Linked DNA regions of Homo sapiens: region 1 is linked to region 2. A link is a loop called in an ENCODE intact Hi-C map of the cell type or tissue named here. Cell type or tissue: heart right ventricle. All regions are shown on one strand. Region 1 overlaps MLXIP (MLX interacting protein). Region 2 overlaps CFAP251 (cilia and flagella associated protein 251).

Region 1 (8,000 bases), 170 kb after region 2:
GATCGCGCCACTACAATCCAGCCTGGGCGACAGAGTGAGACTCTGTCTCAAAAAAACAAACAAAACAAAACAAAACAAAACAAACAAACAAAAAAACAGAAAAAAGAAAAACAAATGGTAGCCATACCATATATCTTGTACCTTGGTTTTATTTTTGTTTTTTCACTTAACAGTGCATCTTGTAGGTCTTCCCTATGTGTTACCACATAGAAATGTGTTATTTTAAAAATTACCCCGTAGTGTTCCACTGTGTAGATATGCCAGTTTTTTTGTTTTGTTTTGTTTTGTTTTTGAGATGAGCCTCGCTGTGTCGCCCAGGCTGGAGTGCAATGGCGCAATCTCAGCTCACTGCAAGCTCCGCCTTCCAGGTTCATGCCATTCTCCTGCCGCAGCCTCCCAAATAGCTGGGACTACAGGCACCTGCCACCACACCCGGCTAATTTTTTGTATTTTTAGTAGAGATGGGGTTTCACCGTGTTAGCCAGGATGGTCTCGATCTCCTGACCTTGTGATCCACCCTCCTCGGCCTCCCAAAGTGCTGGGATTACAGGCGTGAGCCACCGCGCCTGGCGATATGCCAGTTTTGACTGGTTCCCTGTGATGAATATCTAGGTTATTTCCAACCTTTTGCTGCCGCAAACAGTGCTGCAGTTTAATGTCCTTCTCTTCACGTCTTTGTGCCCATGTGAGGTGGATCTGTCGAATCACTTCCTAGGAGTGGGCTTGTGGGTCACAGGGATGTGCAGTTACAGTGTTGATGGGCAGTTGTCAGCTTGCCCTTCAAAAAGGCTCACAATTGTTTTTGCCCATCATTCTATCCCCAGCACCAGCTTAGTGACGAGAACTCTTCCCCACCAGAGCTCTAAACTGATTGGGAAGTAAAACGGAGGAATCACTTTGTAGCAGCGCTATTCGCTGTAGCCCAAAGGTGGATACGACCTGTGTCCTACTGATGATGGATAAACAGAATGTGGTCCATCTATACATGGAATATGATTCTGCCTTGAAAGTAATGAAGTTCTGAGAATATTTTTTTCTTTCTTTCCCCCTCCCCCCTTCTTCTCTCTTTCTCTCTTCCCTTCCTTCCCCTTCTCTTTCTTTTCTCTTTTCTTTTCTTCTTTTGAGACAGGGTCTTGCCCTGTCACCCAGGCTGGAGTGCAGTGGTACAATAGTGGCTCACTGCAGCCTTGACCTCCTGGGCTCGAGCAATCCTCCCATCTCAGTCTTCTGAGTAGCTAGGACCACAGGCACATGCCACCAAGCCCAGCTGATTTTCTGATTTTTTGTGGAGATGGTGGTCTCTCACTACGTTACCCAGACCAGTCTCAAACTCCTGGGCTCAAGCAGTTCTCCTGCCTTGGCCCCTCAAAGTGCTGGGATTACAAGTGGGGAACTAGGTAATGGTGCTGGTTATAAAACATTGTGAATGTTCTTAATGGCACTGAATCATCTACTTTAAAATGGTTAAAATGGTAAATTTTATATTTATTTTACTACAAGAAAAAGAGTCAGCAGATGGTGGCCAAAATATTACCTTTATTGTTGACCAAGCTGAGGATATGGCTTGTAAGAGAACCCTGGACTGACCTTCCACCTCCACCCCCTCTTCAGGAGCAGGGGAAGGAGGGAACGACCCCAGCCCAGGTTCTTCTTCAGCACTCATTGTACCTGTCCTGCAGCACTCACTGTGAGATGCCCCACTCTACCTGTCTGTCAGGGAGTAGGGAGGAAGCCAGGGATGTTTTGCTAAGGGGTGTCCCTCTAAGAAGCACCAGGAATGGTGAAGAAACGTTGTCCCATGACAAACAAATATGGTTGAATGAACAAATGAATGGGCTCCACCACTGTTCTGAGACCTATAACGATAGCCCCAGAGCCCTCTGCATGCTTGGTTTTTTTTTTTTTTTTTTGAAACGGTGTCTCACTCTGTCGCCAGGCTGGAATGCAGTGGTGCCATCTTGGCTCACTGCAACCTCCGCCTCCCAGGTTCAAGCGATTCCCCTGCCTCAGCCTCCCAAGTAGGTGGGACTACAGATGCATGCCACCATGCCCAGCTAATTTTTGTATTTTTAGTAGAGATGGAGTTTCACCATGTTGGCCAGGATGGTCTTGATCTCTTGACCTCATGATCTGCCTGCCTCGGCCTCCCAAAGTGCTGGAATTCCAGGCGCGAGCCACTGTGCCCAGCCTTTTTTTTTTTTTTTTTTTTTAAATTGAGATGGAGTCTTGCTCTGCTGCCCAGGCTGGAGTGCAGCGGCGAGGTCTCAGCCTCCTGAGTAGCTGGGATTACAGGCACGTGCCACCATGCCTGACTAATTTTTGTATTTTTAGTAGAGACAGGATTTCACCATGTTGGCCAGGCTGGTCTCGTGACCCTCCTGACCCTCGTGATCTGCCCACCTCGGCCTCCCAAAGTGCTGAGATTACAGGTGTGAGCCACCGTGCCCGGCCTCTGCCTGCTTTCTTTTGGAGAGAATGGTCTGAGCAGGAGTCAGGAGTTCGTCCCAGCCAGACCGAACAGAATTAGGGACCCCTGACCTGGCCATGCCCGGCCTGCCCTCTCTGCCTGCCCCTGTTCTTACTTCCAGCTTGGTCTGTGCAAGGCTTGCAATTTAATTTCCTTCCATTCCAAAGCAGTCTCTTGCCAGCCCTCTGAGGAATTCATAGTTTGCTAGTTTCATCCAAGAAAAGTTTTGAGAGAGACCTTTGTTGTACTGTGAATTTCCTGTTTCATGTCAAGAACCTGCCTTCTAGGAAGGGCAGCTGTGGCAGGGTGGTGTAAAGATTGTTCTTCATGGAAAATTTAGCATTCATTTAATAACTGCATATTTAAAACACCTCCCACGTGCCAGGCCCTGTGCTGGCGACCCTAGGCGATGGCCTTCCCACAGAGGGTGAGGAGAGGGCTAGCGAATGGGTGAGTGCAGTTGACCTCTGTTCTGATGGGCAGATGGCAGGGGCGGGTTCAGGAGGTGGAGGCCAGAGGAGGATTGCGTGTCTTGGGGGAAGCCAGTGGTCTTGCAGAAATGGTCAGAACATGTTTCTGGTCTGCTTTAAAGAAGGAATGGAGCATAATCCAAGTTAGACTAAGAGACAGCCCAGTCACCTTTGTCTGGAAGATGTTGAGCTGGCAGCATGAGTTAGGGGAGCAGAAGTCCCCCCAGTCACAGACGCTTTCTGGCGGTGCTTCCCTGGGGGCTCTGCCAGGGAGGGCTGCCCTCCACTGCTGCAGGCTCCCTTGTGGGCTTTGTAAAAAAAATTTTTAGACAGGGTCTCTCTCTGTCACCCAGGCTGAGGTGCAGTGGCACCATGATAGCTCACTGCACCCTCCAACTCCTGGGCTCCAGGGATCCTCCCACCTCAGCCTTCCAAGTAGCCAGGACCACAGGCACAGGCTACCACTCCCTGCTACTTTTTTCTTTTTCTTTTTCTTTTTTTTTTGAGACAGAGTCTTGCTCTGTCGTCCGGGCTGGAGTGCAGTGATGCGATCTCGGCTCACTGTACTCTCCGCCTCCCAGGTTCACGCCATTCTCCGGCCTCAGCCTCCCAAGTAGCTGGGAGTACAGGCGCCCGCCACCACGACGCCTGGCTAATTTTTTTTGTATTTTTAGTAGAGACGGGGGTTTCACCATGTTAGCCAGGATGGTCTCGATCTCTTGACCTCGTGATACACCCGCCTCGGCCTCCCAAAGTGGTGGGATTACAGGCGTGAGCTACCGTGCCCGGCCTTCTTTTCTTTTTCTTTTTTTTTTTTTAAAGAGACGAGGTCTTGTTATATTGCCCAGGCTGGTCTGGAACTCGTGAGCTCAAGTGATCCTCCCGCCTCAGCCCTCCAAGTGCTGGGATTACAGGCGTGAGCCACTGCACCTGGCCCATTGTGGGACTTTTAGAGCAGCTTTTCCTGAGTACCCTGTGAAGAAGGGTCCCCGTGGAGGTCTGCGTAGGAAATGTCCCTGCTCCTCTCCTTGAAGATTGACGGGGCACAGCCTAACAGCTCTGCCAGGCCCATCAGGAGCCTGCCCAGGGTTTCTGGGCATGAGTCGTCCAGGGTGTCCCTTCCTTTGTGACACCTGACGCATTCATTGCCACCTTGCCACCTTCTGAGGCATCACAGAACTTCACGCGTTGCCTCCTCAGATCTTGACTTGAAATTGCCTTGGGGGCGGGCTGGGGGTGCAGGCCGTCGACCCTTTCCGGCCCGCCGTGGCTGGTTTGTTTGGATTTTGAGTTGGACGCCCTTCTTTGTGTTTCTTGAGCGCCACCTGTTGGTCATAGAGATATTACCGAAACTCGGGGTGGAACGGTGATCCCAGTTGGGAGTTCTGGTCTCTGTGTTGCTGCTGAAGTCTGACTGTGTTTGACGTAAACACCCAAAGAAAAGGGAAACATTTCAGCTCACGGAGAGGAAGAAGAGGGGACCCTCAAACTAAACTTTGAGGTTTCTAGCCTGTAAGGCTAAATTTCCCTGCGTCTTGCCGCTCCCCTCATTGTGTGTGATTAAAGCTGTTGGTATGACACCCTCTGCCCTCCAGCTTTGTCTGCTGTACCCCCTGCCTTCAGACTCCCTTTTTTGGTTGGTTATTTTTGTTTGTTTGTTTTCTGAGACGGTCTTGCTCTTTCACTTAGGCTGGAGTGCATTGGTGCCATCATGGCTCACTGCAACCTCAAACACCTGGGCTCAAGCGACCTTCCTGCCTCAGTCTCCCCAGTAGCTAGGACTACAGACGCATGCCACCATGCCCTGTTCACACATTGAGGGCTTTTCACTGCCTCGATCAGGCTGAGTTCTGCTCACTGGGGCCACCACAGGCCAGGCAGAAGGAACTGTGTGGGCTTTGTCGAGCTGGCTTTCCCTATCCACTAGGCCTTTGCTTAAACGCCACTTCCTCCAGAAAGCCTCCCCTCACTGCTCTGGTCAGGTTGGCTATCCACCTTGTGCCCACAGCCATCTGCCCTTCAGGACGCTGAGCACAGAGGCATGACGTGTGCTCCCACCCAAGGCGTGCTGCATGAGGGGAACCTCCCCGCCTCAGCTGTCCCCCACCCTCAGCCGTCCCCCGCCCCAGCCGTCCCCCGCCCTCAGCTGTCCCCCTCCTCAGCCGTCCCCCCACCCTCAGCCGTCCCCCACCTCAGCCGCCCCCCCGCCCTCAGCCGTCCCCCACCTCAGCCGTCCCCCTGCCCTCAGCCGTCCCCCTCCTCAGCCGTCCCCCCACCCTCAGCCGTCCCCCTCCTCAGCCGTCCCCCGTCCTCAGCCGTCCCCCACCTCAGCCGCCCCCCCGCCCTCAGCCGTCCCCCACCTCAGCCGTCCCCCTCCTCAGCCGTCCCCCGCCCTCAGTCCTCGGCTCTTCACAGTGCAGAGCAGATGAGGCTTCTGCAGCTACGCAATCCCACCCTCAGGGCTGGCCTGGCACTCGGAGCTGACCTCTGCCCAGGTCTCTGTTCCTGGTGTTGGCAGAGGGCACCGGCGTCACCTTTTCCACCTGTGGAGAAAGAGGAACCACATGGCAATATGGCAAACATAAGAGAAAGGACTTCAGGGCGGGGGTTGTTAAAAACATCATACCCTTCAATATATGTACCTACTATGTACTCATAAAAATCAAAACAATTTTTTTTTTAATTATGCCTTTTGCCAGGCACGGTGGTGCATGCCTGTAATCCTACCACTTTTGGAGGCCGAGGTGGGAGGATCACTTGAGGTCAGGGGTTCAAAACCAGCCTGACGAACGTGGTAAAACCCTGTCTCTACTAAAAATACAAAAATTAGGCCGGGCTTGGTGGCTCACGCCTGTAATCCCAGCACTTTGGGAGGCCGAGGCAGGCAGATCAGCTGAGGTCAGGAGTTCCAGACCAGCCTGACCAACATGATGAAATCCCATCTCTACTAAAAATAGAAAATTAGCTGGGTGTGGTGGCGCATGCCTGTAATCCCAGCTATACAGGAGGCTGAGGCAGGAGAATCACTTGAACCCGGGAGGCAGAGGTTGCCGTGAGCTGAGGTCGCGCCATTGCACTCCAGCCTGGGCAACAAGAGCGAAACTCCATCTCCAAAAACAAACAAAAATTTGGCTGATGTGGTGGTGGGCACCTGTAGTCCCAGCTACTCGGTTGGCTGAGGCGGCAGAATCGCTTGAAGCCAGGAGGCGGAAGTTGCAGTGAGCCAAGATCTCGCCACTGCACTCCAGCCTGGGCAACAGAGCGAGACTCCATCTCAAAAAAAAAAAAAATTATTCCTTTCAGTAATAACTTAACCCTAGATCATTGAGATTGTTATTAATATCTTTGTGTTTGCTTTAGGGTTTACCAGTTGTGTGTGTGTCTAAACATGTATGTGTGTGTGTATTTTACTGTACCCAAATGTGCTTTCATTTAGTCCTTATTAACACACTCTAGAGGAGGAGGCGTCATTCTGATTTTACCCAGGGCACTGCTGTGGTAGGCAGCAGGTACGCCATGACACAGCAGTGGCTGTCTGATTCCGTAGCTGCCTGCTGTACCACCGGTGAGGCCAGGCCATCAGCATGGAGGTGGGTTAGATGAGCCTTTGAACTTGGGAGAGAAGGAAGGAAGGAAGGTGTGTGACTACTCTGAGTCCCTGACCCGTTGTGCAGAGGCTGCTGCTGTCTGCGTGTCTCTTGTGTGCTGAGAGGATGCACTGTGACATTTTTCTGGGGGAGTCATAACCTTCTGGCCTGTATTGCCCAAAGCCTGGGCTCCTTGGGGGTTTGGGTGGGGATAGGCACAAGGGTCCTGCCAGGGGCACAGCCAGGGCATCTGCCTTCCAGGGCAGGTTCCAGGTTCACAGAATGTTTGCTGCTCAGGCGCCTCCTGTGAAGACTGCAGCTACTGTTGGCAAATCTCGGCTTGCCACGTGGCCTTTCTGAGTGGGACTGGAGAAGGGGCAGGGCTGTGGCCTGTGGTCAGATCAAACCTCCACAGCCGCACTGTGATATGGACCAGAAATAGTGCCTTGCCCATCTCAAGCCATCTGAAAAAGAGAAACCCTATGCGGGCTGCCCAGAGATGGCTCCCGGCCTAGCACTTGGAAAACTGAGCTGCCCAAGACAGCTGTGCCACCAGGGAGGCTGGGTTTACAAGTGCTCTGGACTTATTGAATGAAGAATTGTTAATTGAGCCCCTACTATGTGCCAAGCCACCAAACGTCCTCCCTAGAGGAGCTGCAGTGTCAACAGGGAAAGGTGCTTGTGTGCAGACACTACTACATAAGAGCTCCCGTGAGACCGTCCCCGAGTGGAGGAGAGCAGAGGGGCCCTGAAGGAATCAGCAGCAGCCTGGGAGAGGCCAGGCCAGCTCAGAGGAGATGGTGTCGGGGGCAGCATCTTGAAGGATTAGGAGGTGGCTGAGTGGAGGGCCATCAAGAGTGAGGACCATGTCAGAGGCTCTGGGAGGCAGAATAGGCCCTGCCCTGCAGGCACTCAGGCCAGTGGGATGCTCGGGTACTTGGATTGTGAATGCCTCGTGGGGGCTGGTGGCAAAGCAGGCAGGCCACGACCAGGTCACAGGAGCCTGGTTTGCACTCTGTGGTCAACAGATTTCTTCTAATTTTTAGTTATGGAAAATTTGTAGGATATGCCAAAGTAGACGGAAGAATGTAGTGAACCCCACATGCTGCCACCGCACACACCAGTTGCTGTGTGACCCATGACTGCCCTTGGTCTGCCCCTCTCTGGAAACAAGAATGACTTTGAATCCAGGAAGGGAGGCTGGTCAAATGTGAATAACAATGAACAGCCCAAATGTAACCTTTGCTCCTCCTGGAGGGCACTCACTGCATGCCCAGTGTTCAGTTTGTTAGTCTGGTTCATGGAATCCTCCCAGCAGCCCTCTGCAGAGGTGTTTGGGTTAAAGTCCCTTCAACAGATATTGGTGGGTGGCTCCAAGGCTGCAAAACCCCCACGGCCAGTCCTGCCCTCCGCGCCCTGACAGTATCCCCACCATGCCCTGCCCTGTGTGGCTCTGAAGAAATCCCCCAGTGACCT
Region 2 (8,000 bases):
CTCCATCTCAAGAAAAAAAAAGTCATAATCATTTGTGGCATTTTTTATATTTTTTATGTATTTGCTTTTCTTTCAGAATGTTTTTAGATATTTCCCAAGACAGCAAGTTCTCTTACCTGTAGAAACTGCAAATTTCTGACCTTGTTTAGATGTATTTGTTTTGCTTTTATTATTAATGCCGTTCTTCCTTTGGAAACTGGGTCTTTTTGAGTAGTGATTATTTTTTCCTCTTATCAGTATGAAGAGAGGGATACACTGGCTCACAGTGCCCCACTTTTAACTGAAAAAGTGAGTATGCCTATTGCATTTTTGTCCATCAGATTTTGTGGAGAATAAATATTTATGTGCAAGCTTAGCTGCTTCGGGCTACTCTTTGTACATCTTGATATTAAGCTACTGGGAAATAATTTGAAAAATTTTACTTGGGTCCTGTATACATATTGAATTGTCAGTTGAAAATCATGTAAGTATTGTTAAAAATAATTTTTTTTTTTGAGACGGAGTCTTGCTCTGTCGCCCAGGCTGGCGTGCAGTGGCGTGATCTTGGCTCACTGCAAGCTCTGCCTCCCGGGTTCACGCCATTCTTCTGCCTCAGCCTCCCGAGTAGCTGGGACTACAGGCGCCTGCCACCACGCCCGGCTAATTTTTTGTATTTTTTTTTAGTAGAGACGGGGTTTCACTGTGTTAGCCAGGATGGTCTTGATCTCCTGACCTTATGATCCACCTACCTCAGCCTCCCAAAGTGCTGGGATTACAGGCGTGAGCCACTGCACCTGGCCCTAATAAAATGTTATACAAAGAGTTATTGCTGTGAGAAAATATAAAAACGTGATGGCTTTTAGAATGTGTATGTGCATATTGACAAGGAATGAAAGTTGTGGGGGTGCAGTGGCTCTCATCTGTAATCCCAACACTTTGGGAGACTGAGGTGAGAGGATCACTTGAGCTCAGGAGTTTGAGACCAGCCTGGGCAACACAGGCTAGACTTCGTTTCTACTAAAAAAAAAAAAAAAAAAAAAAAAAAAAAAATTGCCAGCCAGGGTGGTATGAGTCTGTGGTCCCAGCTACTCGGGAGGCTGAGGTGGGAGGATCACTTGAGCCCAGGTGGTCAAGGCTACAGTGAGCTGTGTTTGTGCCACTGCATTCCAGCCTGGGCAACAGAACAAGACCCTGTATATAAAAAAAAAAAAAATGAATGAAACAGTGTAAGTAAAGTCGTTGAACATGAGTGGATCCCTTATAAAGCTGCTCAGTTTCAGAATAATACATGATATTAGGTATTTAGATGTTTGAGAGCCAATAAGAGGGAGGTGAACCAGATGTTGAGAAAACATTTTATCTTGCCTGCTTGCCGCAAGCTCTTGTGTCTGAGGTGGAACTTGAGTCGTCTCCTGTAGCATTTTCTGCATTTGCTGCCCATGTAACCTGCTCTCAGGGAGCACCTGATGATGAGTTTTCTGCATACTTGCTTCTCTCTCGGTATGATTTGTAGAAATTTATTTAAGAGGGCATGCCAAAAGACAAAAACAAAAAATAAAAAGTTGAGATGGATGGGCACAATGAGATTATTCTGTCTGCAGACTTGTTTTTCATAAATGAAAGTACTAAAAAATACCATCAGTTCTCATTATTGTTGGTAGTTATGTTATATAAAGTCTCTGTAAACACCAAATTAGCAGATACTTAACTATTGCTCTTAAGGGAAATATAGGGGTAGGTTTCTGTGAGCCTCTGGTCACATTTTCACCAATTGATCAATACATAAGCTTGTTTTATGTGTATTTCTATTTAAAGACACTTTATTTAATATATAACATTGATTCATTAACATTGAACTCATGGCCAACAGCACTATAACTCATGACTTGAACAAAACTCATCTAACCTACATATTTTCTCCATAAAGCACATCACAGCATTCTTTTGCTTAGGAACACTAGCCAGCACTTCAGCACTATGTTTCAGGGTCAATTTAAATACTAAAATCACCAAGAAAAATGCAAACAACCAAAAATGCAAACAACATGGCACTAAATAGACCATGAAAAGGACACTTGTTTATAGTCAGAGCTGAGACAAGAAGGCGGAGCATTGCCCTGCCTGCCCTCAACTGGAAATGTGCATGTTGAGTGAGTAAAATTATTTGTCACACTGCACATGCACTTCTGCAAATGACCGTGAGAGTGCTGCAAGTATTGATTTTGGGATTACAAATCAATTCTTAAAGTAGGTAAATTCGCAAATACAGAATCCACAAATAATGAGCCATTTGAAATGATAAAAATGTATTGAAACAGTGCTGCTCTTAGAAAGAACTTGGTGCTCTTGTTTGACTAATCATTATTTTACTATTCCTCTTGTGTTCAAGTCAGAAGAGGTAAACCTTAGGATCTTCTCTGTATTATTAGAGAATCGGGCAGCATAGAGAATAGGGCATTTCTATGTACAGTGCTTAAATATTTTCTACTGATGGGAAAATACCTTATGATAAAAGGAGGCTGGGATAATTATTTTATGCTATTTTATAACCAGAGCATGCTTTGACTCACAACAGGCATTAGTTTCTTCACCAGTCTCTGAAACCTCCATAAGAGAAGTTTAACAGGTATAAACAGTGATTAACCACTCTCTCGTTTGCTTTAAACAAACAATGTAATTGAACAGAGTACATAACCCTTCACTTGCTCTTAGCAAACTTCCAGAGGTTCAGAACTGCCTGGACCATGGCAATTCATGGGAGACGGTTTTAGTGATTGTTTTCTTTTTCTTTCTCTTTTTCTCACTATATTTCAGCATAGCATTATAAAATATCGTATTGATAAATGCTTTGTTTTATATTTATTACCAACAGTAACTATAACCTTTCTTTTGAAACAGACCTTCAACAAGCTTGTGGGAAAGTTTAGCCAGTCCATCTTTCACTTGAATTTAACACAAATACTCTCAGCCACAATGGAAGGGAAGCTGGTTGTCTGGGACATACACCGCCCACCCTCATCTGCCTCCACCTTTTTGGGCTTTCCCTATATCAAGCCTTGTAAATTGGTTCATTTGCAGAAAGAGGGTATCACGGTACTTACCACAATTGATAGGTAATTTTAACTTAATTAAAAGATAACTATGGATAATTATAAAAATATTTTAAAATTGTTATGGGAGGTTGGGCACAGTGGCTTACACCTCTAATTTCAGTTCTTTGGGAGGCTGAGGTGGGAGGATCACATGAGGCCAGAAGTTCAAGACCAGCCTGGGCAACATAGTGAGACCCTATCTCTACCAAAAAACAAAGAGAGAGAGATGGGAGGATTGCTTGAGCCCAGGAGTTCGAGGCTGCAATGAGCTATCATTGCCACTGTGCTCCAGACTGGGTGTTAGAGTGAGACCCTCCTGTCTTAAAAAAAAAAAAAAAAAAAAAAAAAAAAAAAACCTCTTTTGGATGTATATGCATATTTTGTATAGCATAAAGTATTCTGGGGAGAATCATAATGAACTGGGAACATTGGTTGCCTCTGAGGAAAAGAACTGAGAACTAAGATCAGGGATGGGGGTGGATTTACTTCTTTTTATAGTTCCATTTATACTAATTGGATTTTTAAAAAAATCATGAGTATGCATTATGTTTAAAAAATCCCTTTGTGTCGATGAAACAAAAAGGAACTAGATTTTTTCTTCTGTGCTAATTGGATGGATTTTGCACCCAACATTTTACATGCATTAAATGTAAGAAAATAATTTGAATAGCTGTATTATTTTTGTCTGATTACAAGATAACATTTACAGCTGGGAGCGGTGGCTCACGCCTGTAATCCCAGCATTTTGGGAGGCCGAGGCGGGTGGCCTCAGGAGTTTGAGACCAGCCTGGCCAACATGGTGAAACCCTGTCTCTACTAAAAATACAAAAATTAGGCAGGTGTGGTGGTGTGCGGCTGTAATCCCAGCATCTTGGGAAGCTGAGGCATGAGAATCACTTGAACCCAGGAGGCAGAGGTTGCAGTGAGCCAAGATCTCACCACTGCACTCCAGTCTGGGCGACAGAGTGAGACTCGGTCTCAAAACAAAACAAAAATAATATTTACCCATTGTGAGAAGATCAAATGCATCAAAACTCTGTCTTAATTAAGACAGAGTTCTCATTTCAGCTGGGTCCCTTCCTTGCTGAGTGACCTTGAGCAAGGAACTTAACCTTGTTGAGCCTCTATTTCTTCATCTGTAAAATGGGCATAACAGTACTATTTCTCTCAGAGTGGTTTTATGAGGATTTCACGAGATATGGATGCACATGCTTGGTGCAGGGGAACCCTAGGTAAATGGTGGCCATCGTCAGTGTGTGAGAGAAGTTCCCGAAGGTGTGGAGAAAATTGCCTAGTGATGGGGACGCTACCCATATGGTTAGAGTCACTGGGCCATCTGCTTTCAAAATGCCCATTTGCTTCCATTCGCCTTTCTTTCGATGCAGGGGAACAATGAGGTCTTGACATGGTTTTACAAAGAGAAATGCAAATTGTCACCCTCACTCAGTGGAGCGAGAAGATAGGAGAACTGCAGTTGGCCATGCAATCAACCTTTAATCGGTTGGGGTTTAGGATCCAGTGGAGACCAGGCCTGGGTTCTCCAAGTTAATAAAACCCAGTCAGGACCTGGGAGTCCAAGAAGGAAAAGGTCTCTGGAAATACTTGGTCAGTATTGCTGCTTCTGTCCAGCAGAGGGCAGGGACAGATGTTCAAGCCAATTAGCCCACCTGCCTTGCTTATTAATCAGAAACCTCATTTAACCACTCTGCATATGTAAGAGAAAAATCCTCCTCATCTGCCCCCCGTGATTAGAATTATGTCAAAGTCTTTTTTAAAAAGCCCATTTGGGATGGATCCAAGGACTGGAAATGAAAGCCATTTTGTCACGTGGCACTGCCTTCTGCCGTGATGACTGGACAGGGTTTTATGATCACACTAACAGTAGTGCCTTCCTGTAAAGTGGCTAGTGTCCCATTGCCAGCCTGCATGATTTCAGAGGGCTGGTGAAGCGATTCTCTCCATTGTCATCTGTAGTTATATGGGGAGTGTAAATCCTTGTCCACCTCCATTGCGTATGGCTGATCTTGGAGGGCAGGGAAGAACTAGCAGAGAGCATGGACTTTGCTTTAGATATACCTGGGTTCCTTGCATAGTCAAGCCACATGGCCCTGATAAAATTGCCAGGTATAAGTATGTCCCATGCAATATATGGGATGTACTTACACTAAATTTTTTGTTTGTTTGTCTGTTTTGTTTTTTGAGACGGAGTTTTGTGCTTGTCACCCAGGCTGGAGTGCAATGATGCAATCTCGGCTCACTGCAAGCTCCGCCTTCCATGTTCAAGCGATTCTCCTGCCTCAGCCTCCCGAGTAGCTGGGATTACAGGTGCACACCACCACACCTGACTAATTTTTGTATTTTTAGTAGAGGCGGGGTTTCACCATGTTGGCCAGACTGGTCTCGAACTCCTGACCTCAGGTGATCCACCCGACTTGGCCTCCCAAAGTGCTGGGACTACAGACATGAGCCACCACACCCAGCTACACTAAATTTTTTTAATGCAAATTTTCAAAGTAACTGGGTATCTGTATTGTTACCTGCTAAATCTGGCAACACAATGCCCTGAGCAAATTTCTTAACTCTCTGAAAGTTAGTTTCCTAGATGTAAATTGGGATAACAGTAAAATCATTCTCGTTGGGAGTATTAAATTAAGTTTTTGCAATGCCCCAGAATCCAGAGCCTGACATATAATTAGGTATTATATAGATGCTACTTGTTATTATTGCTATTTGCAAAACTGATGTTATTCTCCATTTCAGCTACATTGTCACAGGTGACATTAAGGGGAACATTAAGTTCTATGATCACACCCTGTCTATTGTTAACTGGTACAGTCACTTGAAACTGGGCGCCATAAGAACTCTGTCCTTTTCAAAGACCCCAGCAACTCCTCCTACTGAAAAATCAAACTATCCTCCTGACTGCACTTTAAAAGGTGACCTTTTTGTCTTAAGGTAAGTTGTTAATGAATCTAGTCATTAGAATGGTTGAAAAATGATCACTGTCTTCTTTAGTTTGCATACAGTGGGAGGTTCGTGTTGTTCCTGGGATATCTCCCTGGCTGATTGTGATAACCACTGGATCATTTAAAAAATTAATGAAACATAAGGCCGGGCGTGGTGGCTCACGCCTGTAATCCCAGCACTTTGGGAGGCCAAGGCGGGTGGATCACGAGGTCAGGAGATCGAGACCATCCTGGCTAACATGGTGAAACCCCGTCTCTATTAAAAATACAAAAAATTAGCCGGGCGTGGTGACGGGTGCCTGTAGTCCCAGCTACTCGGGAGGCTGAGGCAGGAGAATGGTGTGAACCCGGGAGACGGAGCTTGCAGTGAGCTGAGATAGCGCCACTCTACTCCAGCCTGGGCGACAGAGCGAGACTCTGTCTCAAAAAAAAAAAAAAAAAAAATTAATGAAACATGACTTTAATATTAAGACTCTTTAGTAACTGGAAGCTGTAAAGTCCTGATCCCTGATCTCTCACCTCTGTTGAGTCTGGAGTCTTTTGCTGCAGGTTGGTCTCTTTTCTCTAAGCTGAGCTTGTCCTAGCCACTGCAGTTAAAGGCACTGGATAATTAATAGCCATAACATTTCAAGACCGAATTATCTGTGAGTCTGCTTAATTACCCTTGCAGTAGTTACAGGCACATCTGTATGTGTGCACCAAACTCCATATTTGCATACACAAATGAATATTTGCATGTGCAGATTAGCTAATTGTACAACTGACTGTCCATCTGCATACTTAATGACTCAATTTACATGGAGAAAAGTGGGCTTTTTCACTTGCAAATGGAGGCTGTTGGGTATTGGTGGTATATTTTTGGAAATGTTGGGTTAATAATGTCACTAAATTACAGACGACAGAGGCGTTTTATGTGCAATTAGAAGCAGAATAGCTGGCATGCCCCATTCCCTGCAAACACTGATATTGTTTGGTCTCTCCTTGGCAAACAGGAATTTTATCATTGGAACATCTGATGCCGCGGTGTACCACTTAACAACAGATGGGACCAAACTTGAGAAGTTATTTGTAGAGCCCAAGGATGCCATTTGTGCCATCTCCTGCCACCCATATCAACCCCTCATTGCCATCGGGAGCATCTGTGGGATGATCAAAGTGTGGAATTATGAAAACAAACAATATCTTTTCAGCAGGGTTTTTGAGAAGGGGCTTGGAGTCCAGAGTCTGACCTACAACCCCGAAGGTATTTTCATCTTATCAGCCTACCATCGGTTCCACATGGACAGCCCTGAAAGGGATGGATGCACCTGGGCTGGCATAGCTCCAGGAAGTCTCCCCGACTCCAGCCCCCAGCAGGCTGGATGAGGCGCCTTCTCTCTGGGGCTCCCGTGGTGTTCTGGGCCTATCTGTGCGTCTCTGCGCGCTCACCCCAGCAGGCTGGATGAGGCGCCTTCTCTCTGGGGCTCCCGCGGTGTCCTGGGCCTATCTGTGCGTCTCTGCGCGCTCACCCCAGGAGATCACGCGTTTCGGTTCATTTCTCCGCACGGGAGCTTTGTTGTGTTAGTTGCTGTCTTCTCCGCACCCAGAACAAAGCCTGGCACAGACTCAACATCTCTTGAATGAATGTAATCCTTTTCCATCGTTCTCTGGCTTGTCATTTCAGGAGCCCTTCTTGGAGCTGGCTTTACAGAGGGGACAGTTTACATTCTTGATGCAATGTCTTTAGAAAATGAAAGCCCAGAGCCTTTCAAATATTCCAGAACCAGTGTGACTCATATAAGCTTTTCCCATGACTCCCAGTATATGGCAACTGCTGTAAGTATTTTCATGGACAACCCATCCAGTGGCTTAGCAATTTTATTTGAAACCAAAAGAGGCCAGACATAGTAGCTAACACCTGTAATCCCAATGATTTGGGAGGCCGAGGTGGGAGGATCATTGGAGGACAGGAATTCAAGACCAG

Evidence for each region. A loop is a pair of places that touch in the nucleus more often than their neighbours do. Peaks named below come from ENCODE experiments on the same cell type or tissue, not always from the same donor. Only the 100,000 strongest peaks of a DNase experiment are listed, where the experiment ranks them.
Region 1: it touches region 2 in a loop (2.8-fold over the local background); 4 of 110 quality-filtered maps call a loop at or near these places.

Annotation. Positions count from the first base shown.
Region 1 is chr12:122,119,119-122,127,118 of GRCh38, forward strand. The region is part of intron 1 of MLXIP (MLX interacting protein); the gene reads left to right. Among named protein-coding and RNA genes, the nearest start is that of MLXIP, 44 kb to the left of the region's middle. RefSeq lists enhancers at 7,419-7,931, 7,932-8,000. In heart right ventricle, a CTCF peak has its summit at 4,262 (motif pointing left); a DNase peak (open chromatin) is centred at 4,243; H3K4me3 peaks cover 274 bases; H3K27ac peaks cover 1,553 bases.
Region 2 is chr12:121,951,243-121,959,242 of GRCh38, forward strand. CFAP251 (cilia and flagella associated protein 251) reads left to right here. Exons shown (of 22, transcript NM_144668.6): 9 at 238-288; 10 at 2,878-3,092; 11 at 5,832-6,026; 12 at 7,030-7,280; 13 at 7,701-7,852. Among named protein-coding and RNA genes, the nearest start is that of CFAP251, 37 kb to the left of the region's middle. RefSeq lists enhancers at 6,962-7,481, 7,482-8,000. In heart right ventricle, a CTCF peak has its summit at 4,699 (motif pointing right); no DNase peak of the experiment used is centred here.